Regions from separate parts of the Homo sapiens genome. Here region 2 is linked to region 1. A link is an interaction called in ENCODE POLR2A ChIA-PET data of the cell type or tissue named here. Cell type or tissue: GM12878. All regions are shown on one strand. Links, peaks and the distances in the headings refer to the core of each region. The heading gives the core; the rest is flanking DNA.

What was found. Peaks named below come from ENCODE experiments on the same cell type or tissue, not always from the same donor. Only the 100,000 strongest peaks of a DNase experiment are listed, where the experiment ranks them.
Region 2: POLR2A ChIA-PET joins it to region 1 with 5 read pairs; 2 of 35 experiments call an interaction of 5 or more read pairs at or near these places.

The regions. Positions count from the first base shown.
Region 1 is chr16:57,601,157-57,603,656 of GRCh38, forward strand. All of the region lies in intron 1 of LOC105371291 (a long non-coding RNA gene), which reads right to left. It also overlaps the pseudogene HMGB3P32. Among named protein-coding and RNA genes, the nearest start is that of ADGRG1, 26 kb to the right of the region's middle. In GM12878, for the core only: no CTCF peak of the experiment used is centred there; a DNase peak (open chromatin) is centred at 1,015; H3K4me3 peaks cover 408 bases; H3K27ac peaks cover 1,489 bases.
Region 2 is chr16:57,235,936-57,240,794 of GRCh38, forward strand. It overlaps RSPRY1 (ring finger and SPRY domain containing 1), which reads left to right. Exons shown (of 15, transcript NM_133368.3): 15 at 2,944-4,534. The coding sequence ends at 3,040. Among named protein-coding and RNA genes, the nearest start is that of ARL2BP, 6.9 kb to the right of the region's middle. In GM12878, for the core only: no CTCF peak of the experiment used is centred there; a DNase peak (open chromatin) is centred at 3,388; H3K27ac peaks cover 642 bases.

The sequences.
Region 1 (2,500 bases), core at 1-2,500:
TCTTCCCCAGTGTCACCTAAGTAGAAGTGAATCCCAGTCTGTCTGACTCCAAAGGTATTTTCCCCTTGAGTGGCCCCTCAAAAACTGCTCTGTTTCCTTTTATGGCTGGAAGGTCCCAGAACCTATGAGCTAAGGGGCTGTTTTCTGACCTTCTCATGGCCTTGCAGGAAGGGACTGTGTGGACTCAGGTTTGTTCCCAAAGCAACTCCTTTGCTTTAGTGATGAAGGGAGCCCTCACCCCTCAGCTCTGTTGAGACAGCCCTTCTGCCCCTCTCCCTCCCCTCTAACCACCAGCCTCCAACCTGAATGAAGTTCCAGATTCTTCCTCTGCTTTTCCCTTACCTCTTTCATGTCTGTGGGTGCCCCCTGAGGCAGTATTCATGTGATTTCAGATGGCACAGGAGATTCATTTTTCATTTTACATCATCACTAGTCCTTTGTTAATTATGGCGTGTGCCCTTCATCATTTAATGGGATATTATATTTTATTTTAAAAGTGATCATTTTGAATTACATGTAAAAAGGCCAGTTGATCTAGAAGAAAATATTAAGTAAATATCTGGCCGATTTCTAGACTTGTTAAAAACCACTGGAACAGAACTTGCCTACCTGAAGCTGGGGAGACCTGGTTTGGATTACCCCATTTCTTCTTAACCAAACCAGCCCAGGGGGGAGTTTGTCGGCCTCAAGAGAGAAGTCCTGTCCCTTAGGGGAAGTTGGCCTTCCTCCTCAGCCAACAAGCTCATGCTGCAGCTGGGTTATTTATTTCTCTGAAAATGTTATCAATGTGCTACACACGTGTGGTTTCAGGTAATCGTGGTTGCCTGGGGTGGAAGTGGAGGGGAGGTTGACTGCAAAGAGCCCCAAAGGAACTTTCTTGAAAGATGGACGTGTTCTATATTTTGGTTGGTGTGTTTGGTCCGAGAGTGTACATGTTTGCCAAGTCATCAGTCATCACCCTGTACACTTAAAATGTGGAAATTTTATTGTAGATAAGCAAAGTTGATTTGAAAACAACATCAAAACCAAAGCCACAAATATTCACTGATGTTGGGAGCCACTCATATTCATTTCTCGTTCTGACTTCTGAGCTGCGAGGTGAGCTCTGTGGTCAGCTGCACTGTGGCGTATGCTCGCTGTCATTCAGCTGACATTTCAGCTGCTCCCAAAGTCAACATTTATGAGTTCTGCCATGTGCCAACCACAAGAAGAGTGCATAAAATGACAGAGAGATGCCTTTGACAAAGGGACATCACAAGTCAGGCAGGAAGGGGTGACTTAATCGGTAAATGGTGTTGGGACAATTGGTTCTCCATTCAGATGCAAACAAAACTAGATTCTAATAGGGCAACTATAGTTAATAGGATTTATACTTTATTTCACAATAGCTGGAATAGGAGATTTGGAAGGTTCCCAATGCAAAGAAATAATAAATGCTTGAGGTGATGGTTATCCTAATTATCCTCATTTAATCATTACACATTGTGTGCATGGATCAAAATATCACAGGTACCTCATAAGTATGTATGACTATTATGTATCAATTTTTAAAAAGACTCACCCCACAAAAAATTAGACCCCTACCTCACATCATGTTCATGCACACAAAAATTCCAGATGAATTAAATGTTAAACAAATACTCTAAAAGTATTAAAAAGAAAATATAGGAGAGTATTTTAAAAATAAATTCCAATCAGAAAAAGCCTTTTAAAGCAAGACATGAAAGCCAGAAATCATAAAGGAAGACTACATCTAACTATATAAAAATGCAAAACTTTTCTATGACCAATGACACCAAGAATTTAGCTAAAAGCATGCAGAAGATCCTGGGAAAATATTTGGCTCATATGTATTAAAGAATTAAGGTTTCTAATATGCAAAGAGGTCCTATGAATCAGTAAGAAAGTGGCAAAAAGCCCAATTAAAAATGTGTAAAGCAGGTGCCCTGCGTTGCCCAGACTAGCGACAATATAGTCAGGATGGCTAAAGATGACCCCCAAGAAACCAAAAGGTGAGATGTCTGCTTATGCCTTCTTTATGCAGACATGCAGAGAAGAATGCAAGAAGAAAAACCCAGAGGTTCTTGTCAATTTCACAGAAATTTCCAAGAAGTGCTCTGAGAGGCGGAAGACAATGTGTGGAAAAGAGAAGTCTAAGCCTGACGAAATGACCGAGGTGGATGAAGTACTCTATGATTGGGAAATAAAGAATTACGGACCAGCTAAGGGAGGCAAGAAGAAGGACCCTAAAGCCCCCAAAAGGCTACCATCTGGATTCTTCCTGTTCTGTTCAGAATTCTGCCCCGAGGACAAATCCACAAACCCTGGCATCTCTATTGGAGATGTGGCAAAAAGGCTGAGTGAGATATGGAATAACTTGAGTGACAGTGCAAAGCTGCCTGACATCACTACGGCAGCAAGCTGAAGAAGTGTGAGAAGGGTGTTGCTGACTCGAAGTCTGAAGGAAAGTTCGATGGTGCAAAAGTTAAAGTTGCCTGGA
Region 2 (4,859 bases), core at 2,360-4,859, 360 kb before region 1:
CCTCTCTACGTTTGTTGTCTTTTGAAACGGGTTATCTAATTGGCTGTGCACTTAAGGGAAGTAGAGTGTGTCTCATTTCACCCTTAGCTATACCAGCCTCTCTTCTGAAAGAAAGGCACAGTGATTCCAGCTGTGATTAATCCTCCCTATTACTTCTACAGCCCAGAATTTCTCAGTTTGAGCATATTTGGAGGGTTTAGTTATCAGGGCCTCACAGACAGATGCAGAGTTTAAAGGTTGGATATCTTCATGCCCTTTTTGATCTTTGTTTCTGTAAGAATGTTAAGATCTCAAACAGCTGGATCTGGTCTTAATCATCTTTGAGCTCTCTGGTCCTGTGGTCTTGCACATAATACAAGGGGTCATTAATGAGTGCTGAAATATAAAACTTTAGAACTAGGTATCTTAAGTATGATCATAGTCTCCATAGTAGATATATATCCAAAATAGAGTTGGAAGAGGACATTAAAAGAATTATAAGAAAATTTAGCTAAACTTTGAGCAGCAACAACAATTTTAAAAGGGATATAGGGACAAAGAAAGGAAACCTGGATAAAATGAATTACAAGAGTCAATCCCCAGAGGAGACTGAAAATCTAAGCATTCCTGTTACCATAAAAGAAGTTAAAATGGTTATCAAAGCTACCTTTGCCTTCTCTTCCACAAGTACTAAGGCTAGTTTCACAGGTGAACTCTTTACAACTTTCAGGGAATAGGTAGCCCAATTCTATTTAAACTTGGCCAAACCATAGAGAAAGTAGGAAAACCACAATGTTATTTTTAGTAATCATACCAAAAGCTGATAAAACTCATAAAAAGAAAAAACTATTTTTTTATGAATATAAATCTAAAACTCCCAAATAAAATATTAGAAAGTAAGACCTAGCAACGCAACTGGCAGGGGGAGTTATCTTAGGAATGCAAGGATGGTACAATTACAGAAATCTTAGGCTGGGCACGGTGGCTCACACCTGTAATCCCAGCACTTTGGGAGGCCAAGGCGGGTGGATCACAAGGCCAGGAGTTTGAGACCAGCCTGGCCAAGACAGTGAAACCCCGTCTCTACTACAAATACAAAAAAAATTACCCGGGCGTGGTGGTGGGCGCCTGTAATCCCAGCTACTCAGGAGGCTGAGACAAAGAATTGCTTAAACCTGGGAGGTGGAGGTTGCAGTGAGCAGAGATCGTGCCACTGCACTCCAGCCCAGGCAAAGGCAGGTTTTTTTGAGATGGAGTCTTGCTCTGTCGTCCAGGCTGGAGTACAGTGGTGTGATCTCAGCTCACTGCAGCCTCTGCCTCCTGGGTTCATGCAATTCTCCTGCCTCAGCCTCCCGAGTAGCTTGGATTACAGGCGCATGCCACCAGGCCCAGCTAATTTTTGTATTTTTAGTAGAGACGGGGTTTCACCATGTTGGCCAGGCTGGCTCGAACTCCTGACCTAAAGTAATCCACCTGCCTTGGCCTCCGAAAAGTTCTGGGATTACAGGCATGAGTCACCATGCCCAGCCTACAATATAGAAATCTTTAATATAATTACTCAAATAGGCCAGAGGCAGGAGAGGGGCAGTTATCACTTCAAGAATGCTGAGAAAGCATTTGTTAAAATTCAATATCCATTCCTAATGGATGAAATACTACAAAACAGAAATGAATGGACTAAAACAATATAAAATAGGAATGGATGGATACTTCCATAACAATACAAAAAACACATATATTTCAGCCAAATGCTAGTATCTCTTTATTTTTTTATTTTTATTTATTTATTTATTTTTATTTATTTATTTATTTTTTGAGACGGAGTCTCGCTCTGTCACCCAGGCTTGAGTGCAGTGGCGTGATCTCAGCTCACTGCAACCTCCGCCTCCCGAGCTCAAGTGATTTCTCCTGCCTCAGCCTCCCAAGTAGCTGGGATTACCAGTGCCCGCCACCATGCCCAGCTAATTTTTGTATTTTTAGTAGAGACGGGGTTTCACCAGCTAGCATCTTTTTAATGGTGACACATAGGAAGCATTTCAAGAGATGTTGGGAATAAGATAAGGATGCCTACTGTCACCACTATGACTTACAAAATACACAAAAATCAGTAGCTCTTCTAGCTATATGTATAATAGCAGCCAGTTAGAACATATAATTGAAGATCCCTTTTACCATGGTTAAAAAAAAAAGTGCTATCTAAGAATACATAGCAAGAAATATGTAGAGCGTATATGAAGAAAACTTTTAAACTACCAAAGAGTATAACAGAAGACTTAAATAAATGAGTCTCTTCTTGGATAGGAGGACCTCTCAGTATTGTAAAGGTGACAGTTTTCTCTAAACTCTAAGTTTAATTTGCTCAACATAAAAAGAGCAACATGATTTTTTTCTGGAACTTGACATGCTGATTTAAAAGTTTAAGGCAAGAAAATTCTGAAAGTTAGGGAGATGACAACCATACCACATCTTAAAATACATTAAAATAAATGTTAATAGTTTGGTCCCATTACTATATGACAAGAATGGCAGAATAATGGAATACAATAAAAGCCCAGAAATAGAACTAACTAAAAATGAAAATTTACCATATGACAAAGGCATTGTGTCAAAACTGTGGTGAAAGATGGACTGTTTGGTAAATGATTCTGGGATAAATGGCTAGCTTTCTGGGGAGAAATATTATATCCCTACCTATAAGTGCACATCTGTAAGTATATGCTGTGCACATATAGAGTGTCTGAAAGAATGCATATGAACTTTTTACTTGTTCCACAGACTAAGACAATTGAGGATCAGAAATGTAAGATTTACTTTTTATTTACATATTCATTTTTTTTAAACCATGTATAATTAGTAACCCTTTCAATGAACAAACTTGTTAACATTTTTGATTTAGTTGGCAGGCAGTTGGAGTTTGACCTTTTGAAGCATTAACTTGACTGACTTTTCTGTGTTTCTCCCCAGTGACCTGTGCATGGATTGTGCCTTGCAGCTGGAGACCTGCCCATTGTGTCGTAAAGAAATAGTATCTAGAATCAGACAGATTTCTCATATTTCATGACACATGTGAAGAGGCATCGTGGACTTTTTTCTACTCAATTCCAGCCAATGTTGAAAAGAAAAAGAAAAAAAAAACTCTCTAATCAGTTGTACACACATTGAAACTTATAGCCATGGCCAGATTTTATGCTAAAAATGGTAGTTTGTCAAAGACAAAATTCTCTTAGAATCTAATCCAACTTGCCAGCCCTGAGAAAATCCCTTTTAAGGCCAAGGAAAGCTGAATGCTAGCAGCCAGGCCTGTGGTACTTCCATGAGAAACCATAGCAGACAATGCCCTCCCAAGTACTGAAATCACACTGGAATCCCCCTTGTTGGGTTCATTTGATTGTTTAACACAGGATGTGTTGTGTCATTCTGAAGTTTTTATTTGGGGCAGAAGTCTTTATGGAGATGTAAATGACAGCGTTTCTGGGTTATGCATAACTTCTCACTGGTCAGAGACACCGGTGTGTCAAGCATGGATATTGCATTGCAAGACTTGAATCTATAAAAATTAGAATCACACAGTCAGTACTACAAGCAAAACAGAGAACCTGAAAGAAGGTGCACAGACTGTAAGAAAAAACCCAAGTTTGTGATATTTCAGTGATTCCAAAGAACATTCTAGGTTTTTTGTTTGTTTTTTTGTTTTTTGGGTTTTTTTTTTTTACTGCAGAAAATTGGTGGTATTTTCACATTCATAGTGTTTCTATCCAATTTCAGTACCCACATTTAATGAGGAAAAAATGTTTTACCAATGAAGGAGGAATTCTTAAATTAGCTGTAATGTTAGGTTGGAGAAAATTTGGTATTTAGGGTATTTTCAAGGTACCATCAAATCAGATTTCTGTTTTTTTGTTAAAAAAAATTTTTTTAATCAGTATTGTTTTTACAAGTAATATACTTTGAAACTCTTGAACTAATAGTCTCAAAAACTCTAGAGGACAGTCTGAGAACACGTATTTCTATTGTTCTAAATAAATACATGTTTTTGAATAGTTCAATCATGAATTATTGACTATGTCTTCATCAAAAGTGTTAATCCCTCTCAGGGTCTCTGGTGAAGACCTTCAAGAGTTTGGTTTTTTCTCCCAGGAAATTGGAAGGTAGAATTGTAAATTCATAGAACTTCTTTTATAATGGTGTACCTCAGCAGCTGCCTTTCAATTTATGCCAAGTCCTTACAGAGTTTATACTTGAATAGTAAATATGTCTTCTGAGTTTTACAGTGTCTTAAACTCAATGCACATTTTTTTTTCTTCTTTTTCCACCCCTTCTTGTTTGTAGTTCATTATACCTGTCCTATTACAGAACTGATTTCCTTCCTGGCTGTACATGTTGGGGTGCTGGATTTTTTTCCGTGTCTTTAGTCTTCCATAAATCCACACACACACACACACACAAAAAATATATATATATATAAATATATATGTAGGATACATGTTCTCTTCTTTAGCTTGTGGTGAATACAGTAATTTGCATTGAAGAATAAAACATCTGTTGCCTTTTTTGACTAAGATTTCACAACTTTCATTGGTGTATACTGCTAAGGTTCCAAGACATTATACTCTCAGACTTTAAGGGCTACTTTTGGGAGTAGGAGAGAATCAAGTATTAGAATTAAGAATAAGGCCACTTACTCATCCAGCAGATTGTTATTGAGCACCTAATATGTGCTGGGCACTGTGCCTATGTGGCATACAAAATATGCTTGTAGAGCTTATGTCTAATAAGCTTGTCTAATTATTGTCTATTATTATGTCTAACAGTAATTTGGAAGTGGTCCAGCTGAGACTAAAGGTAGTCTGTACATTTAGTAGAGAGAGGGAAAAATAGAT